Regions from separate parts of the Homo sapiens genome. Here region 1 is linked to region 2. Evidence: read pairs that join two places in POLR2A ChIA-PET (ENCODE). Cell type or tissue: Caco-2. All regions are shown on one strand. Each heading gives the region's core, and the rest is flanking DNA. Links, peaks and the distances in the headings are about the cores only.

Region 1 (2,915 bases), core at 191-2,690, 240 kb before region 2:
CAATCAAGTTCTAAAGAATGCAAAAAAAAAGACCAGGATAGGGTGTACAGTAGTTATAGAAGACACAGAGAAAAAAATAGAACTCTGAAGAAGAGAATGAGGTGGGGCAAAAAATAAGTTAAAGGAGAAAGTTTGGGAGAACCATAGGGTTAGAAGAAGACTCACCGTCTTCATCTGCTATCGAACTCCTGGGCCGTGAAGGTGGAAAGGGAGTAACTGCTACCGTTTCTTAACTGTCCCACAGGCCAGTCAATGCCTTTTGCACTTGCTAGGCGGAGATCTCCTGGGAAGCTCTCATTAGGAGAACGACTCAGACTCTCCCCTGGGCAGTACTGGCTGGAGTCTGGGGCAGGAGGCACAGATCCCGGCCAAGCATCTTCACAATAGAATTATTTGCTTGAACTCAAACAAAACAAAGCTATTCTTACAAATCCTGTAAGGCCAGTAGAGAATTATTTTAACTCAACTACAGCTGTGCCTGAGAAGATGCACCTCTTTAAATCCTTGCCTTAGTGCAATCTCTTCTAGGAATGAGGAAGAAGCACTGAGACAGACCATTTTGACACCACAACCTGGGGATGCCTAGAGGTGGTGTCTTGAGTGACATCACCGAGAGGTGGCAGTGGCCACCACCAGCCTGAAGTGGTAGAAGAGGCATCACAAAGCATGGGAAAAAAGCTGGTCTCTGGGGCTTCACCTGGACTCGCCTTCTCACTGACATGGTCCAGGAGGTCCTCACAGGTCACGGAAAGTCAGGAGAAGCCACGGACCATGAAGTAACATACCAGTTATCTGGTTTTGCTGCAAATTCTGAGCCATTATTTGAAAATATTTTCCCTCTTCTTGACATCAAATGTGCCAAGTGAGCCAACATCATTTGGGCGTGTTCAGAGTAGGGGGCGCTAATTCTATAAAATCTGCATTCTCCATTCTCATCCTATATCCATATTCCCAAAACTGCATCTGGCCAATTTTCTTCATCTCTTTTTGGGGGCTGGGAAGAGTGGTATTTCCCCATCCCAGTGGTTCTCAATCCTGTCTGTCAATCACTTGAGGAGTTTTCCTAACTATATATTCTTTTTTTTTTTTTTTTTTTTTTTGAGACAGAGACTCACTCTGTTGCCCATGGTGGAGTGCAGTGGTGCGATCTCGGCTCACTGCAACCTCTGCATCCCAGATTCAAGTGATTCTCTTGCCTCAGCCTCCCAAGTAGCTGGGATTACAGGCGCCTGCCATCACGCCCACTGGCTAATTTTTTTTTTGTATTTTTAGTAAAGACAGGGTTTCACTATGTTGGCCAGGCTGGTCTCGAACTCTTGACCTCAGGTGATCTGCCCACCTCGGCCTCCCAAAGTGCTGAAATTACAGGCATGAGCCACCGTGCTGGGTCCCTAACTATATATTTCCAGGCACCATCTGGGAGGTACTGGCTTAGCAGACTGAGGCAGGACTGACTCAGGGGAAGCTGAATGCCTGCAGTCAGATACCAGAGAGCCTCTGGACAAGAAGGGGACAAGCAAGAACACAGAGTCAGGAAGGGGAAAGGAATCTGCAGGGCAGTATAGCAGCGTTGAGTAAAAGCCTGTGTTAATGGAGCCCCAAACACCTAGGTTTGAATCCTGGTTCTGCTACTTACTGTGTAATCTTGCATATATTACTTAATCTCTCTGAACCTCATACTCCTCATTGATAAAATGAAGAGTTACTTCATGGGGCTGCTGGGAGAATGAAAATGAGATAACAATAGTGATATATTCAGCACAGAAACTTGTATGTGGCAAGGGCTCAATTAATGACAGCCACATAGTCACTGAGGTGGTGGTTATGTCATTATAAGACTATTATTATTAATAGGATTACCACTCTGGGCTGCTGAGATGTTGGCCACCACACTGCTGTTCCTTAAAGCAGCAGGGAAGAAAGTGGGGGACTGCATTTCTGAAGCTGTTTCTGCACAGTTTGCCCCCTCCCTTCTGCTAACATCTCTTCCATCCCGTAGACAGCAGTCTCCAAGATTACAAAATGATTAAAAGTGACTGCCCCTTCTTGGAATTTCCAAAGTTTTCTTTTTTTAAAAAGAACATTTTAACCCTCATTGACTGAGACATGATAACTCTATTTATAGTCTAAAAGTCTGGCCAAAAGTTTGCTTTTTCACTGTAGCTGGGGGAAAAAAGAAGGTTGCTAAGCCAGCATAAACAAACTTTCACACAGTCCCTTACTATTGAGGAGGATCAGCTTTGAGAGCTTTAGAAATGTCTTTTTTATACTGTATAAACAACTAGAATTTAGACAGAGATGGCAGCCCTTAGGCTAGGCTTTGATAGGTTTATTACAAATAATTCTAGTTCCAAATTCTGAATTAAAACCAAACAAAAAAACCCAGCAGTAAAAACAAACTTCTCCCCAGGAGAGAGACTCTGGAATGATGGCTCAGATTTCTCAGTAACGCTGTTTCTTAATGCACATTAACATCTGTGGGTAGAGCCTCCACTTGGTGCTGATCTGTCTTGAATGCCTTTCTTTGAAAGGCATACATCTTTCCTATGTTAAGAAGGATGTGCATAGAGCGCAGGGCCACCTATCGGGGAGCACAGAGCTGGAGCAGCACCACGGACAGGGCTGATGAGGCCCTGCTGGAGCTCACAGACAACATGAAAACCACAAATCAAGGATCAAGAAATCCAGAGACTCTCTTGAAATGGTTTAAAAAAAAAAAAAAAAAAACCTCAAAACCAAAAACCCTGTGATTATTTTAAATGATCTAGCTCAAATGTTTCCATCACTTGTAAGAAGCCTTGATCTAATTGAATACATCAGTGATCTATGCCCGGATATGTCATCTAGGCAGGAGTGGGGGCGTGAGATGGAATTTACCCTATTTTTAAAAGATCTCCAGGGAGGATGTCTTTTTA
Region 2 (2,906 bases), core at 405-2,904:
AGTGATTATCCATTAATTTCTTTTCTTTTTTTATAGAGAGGGTCTTACTCTGTTGTCCACGCTGGACTTGAACTCCTACTCTCAAGTGATCCTCCCACCTCAGCCTCCTGAGTAACTGGGACTAAAGATGCACACCGCTGTGCCCCAGCAATTTCTAAAATATCTCTGTATTCTAGGATCTGATTCAGGGCCTGGCCATAGTAGGCCCTTAAATATTTGGTGAGTGAGTGAAAGTGTATTAGACAAAATGGAATAGGGCTGTGTTGTCACTGCTCTTGCTCTAAAGCAGACTATTACTGGAGTTAACTAAGATTGTGTGTGAGCATGTGGGGTTAGTCTGAGAAATTTATGGAAGTTAGTCTTTGGTCACAAGCTGAAAGGGGGGCAGAACACAACTTGGTTCAAGGGAGGAGATGAGCATAAGGTGCTCAAAGGTAGAATGGAGAGCTGGTGTGTGGGCTGGTAAACAGCTCTGCTTTCTAGCTTAAATCAGAATTTTATGCAATGTTTAGGAGAAAAAGATAAATGGGTGAATGGAGATAGCAAGAAACTAAATGGCAACAAACCTTGAGGCTCAACAATAAATAATGCAATCTCTCTAATGTTTACGGAAGAGCGTTCTTGCTGTGTAGGGCAGGATGAGGTAGGGAAAGCTGGAAGCAAATAGTAAAGAAAGCAGGCACTGAAACAGTCAAAGTGAGGATGGTTAAGGGTCTGGCTATGGTAACTGAGAAGAATATAGCAATAAAACAGTAGCCTTAATGGTATATAAAACACAGGAAACATACATATAGAAAAATAATTCACTCACTCGATAAAAAATTTGTTGAGTACCTCTGAAATGCCAGAGTCTAGCTGCTGGAATGGAGAATAAGAATGTTGATGTCTTGGGGAAAAATAAAATGGAGCATATTTTTGAAAGGGAAGATCATGAACTCCTTTTCAGAAAAGCTTAGTGCTGTTGGACACAGGACTAGGTCCAAACTGAACATATAGATTCTAGTCACGATGGTGAAAGATCAAACAATTAATATAAACCCGTGTGTAGGAGAGACAAGCAGGAGATCTAAAGGTCCAGGAAAAATACCTGTCACCAAAATAGCTTCACAAACATGGCCTGGGGATCTCAGCATGAAGGTAGGAGATAAAGAGTCCCAAGAGGGAAAAGTACGTGTTTAGACAAGCGCAATCTGTTGAGGGAAAATCAGTTTCCCTTCTATGAAGAAAAAACAAGCTGTTTTAAGTGTTTAAGTCTTTAACCTGGCAAACCACCTACTGGAAATTTTCAAAAGCCACTGACAATGGTCTTCTATATAGGATTACTGAAGAAAATAAGGAACCACAGGAAAAGGTACAAAGGGCAAATATTTTCTGTAGATATGATGGCCTTGGGGGAAGACACAGGTGTGAGAGGAAAGAGCCCAGGGGTTGAAGCTTGTTGGGAACTGGAGGGGGCAGGGCTCTTCTTTCACTCAATGTAAATGGAAACAATGGCTGATGCTGCATGGACTCTTAATGCTACCATCATTCAAAACAAAATAAAACAAAAACAAACTCTCAAAAGGTTTCATCCCTGGGAAAAACCAAACCAAAGCAAAACCATAGCTCCCTGACTTGAGCTTCCTCACCTGGCTCCAGGCACTTTAAAAAAATTAAAGACCAAAGTTGTCATTGGACTGTGAAGAGAAACCAAATAATAAAGAAGAGTGATATAAATAGAGATTTATACTGTATTTATACTAACAGAAAAAAAGCTAAGACTACAGAAAGTGGGGTCCCCAGCCATAGGCAATGGGACAAGTCCGTGCCTTTCTGTTTTACCTCACTGACTTGAGGACACTCTGGTGTAATACCAGAACATCACTGTGGGTACAAACAGGCAAATGATGGAGAAACAAAAAAAAGTAACAGGAAATGAAGAAGCAAAACCTGAAACAATATATGTATATATAACAATATCACCTGTGTAAAATAACATCTGTGCATGTAGTGTACATGTAAAATAATATCCATAATATAAAATAACAGCTATTTTACATCTTTACAGGTAAAGGAATTTCAAAATAAAATAATTTGGGAGTTAGATTTTTTTTTCAGTTGTTTCCTGAAGTGACTGTTATTGAGATGTCTCTAGTGTGTAGTTGTACAGTTGATTAAGAATATAATTCAAAAAAATTCAGGAGATTTAGGTAAAAATGAAACAATGTAGAAAGAAGGTTCTAGAACATTTAGGGGTAGCCACCAAAAATTCGTAAGTCCCATGAGGACTGGAATCATGTCTGATTTGTTCACCACAGTATCCCCAATGCCCAAGACTGCTAGGTACACCATAGGTGCTCAATAAATATTTGCTGAATGAGTGAAAAACCAACCAATCACCAGCATTCCTCTTTCCCTTCAAAGCTTAATAAATATCTGCTATAAAAGGCAACCAACCAGGTGCAAAGAGAAGCAAGCCACCTGAAATCAAAGAAGCCAGTGAAATAAAGACATTTAACTTCTCTGTCTTCAGAAGTGTTAGCACTTGGAATCCTAAGTTATTAGTGTAACAAGAACTGATATTTACTGACAATGTATTATGTACCAAACACTATACTAAATGCTTTTCATATATTTTCTCACTGAGCCCTTCCAAAAATTATCTGAAATAGGCACTGATATTATCCCCATTTTCAGATGAGGAAACTGAGGCACAAAAAGGAAAAGAAACTTTCTTCAGATCTCAAGTAGCAAGTGATGAAGCTGACACCATATTCCAATAGTCTGGCTCCAGACCCCTTTGTTCCACAACAACCACCCTCACAGGTCCCACACCCATTTCAAAGCCCAGCCTCTCACCTGGGCAGCACAGATGCTGTACTGGGTAAACATAGCCTCATACAAGGCCATCAGCCCACTCTGTCCGG

What was found. Peaks named below come from ENCODE experiments on the same cell type or tissue, not always from the same donor. Only the 100,000 strongest peaks of a DNase experiment are listed, where the experiment ranks them.
Region 1: POLR2A ChIA-PET joins it to region 2 with 9 read pairs; 3 of 35 experiments call an interaction of 5 or more read pairs at or near these places.

What each region holds. Positions count from the first base shown.
Region 1 is chr10:95,389,557-95,392,471 of GRCh38, forward strand. The region is part of intron 15 of SORBS1 (sorbin and SH3 domain containing 1); the gene reads right to left. Among named protein-coding and RNA genes, the nearest start is that of PDLIM1, 100 kb to the left of the region's middle. In Caco-2, for the core only: no CTCF peak of the experiment used is centred there; no DNase peak of the experiment used is centred there.
Region 2 is chr10:95,634,255-95,637,160 of GRCh38, forward strand. ALDH18A1 (aldehyde dehydrogenase 18 family member A1) reads right to left here. Exons shown (of 18, transcript NM_002860.4): 5 at 2,839-2,906. Among named protein-coding and RNA genes, the nearest start is that of ALDH18A1, 21 kb to the right of the region's middle. In Caco-2, for the core only: no CTCF peak of the experiment used is centred there; DNase peaks (open chromatin) are centred at 1,111 and 1,427.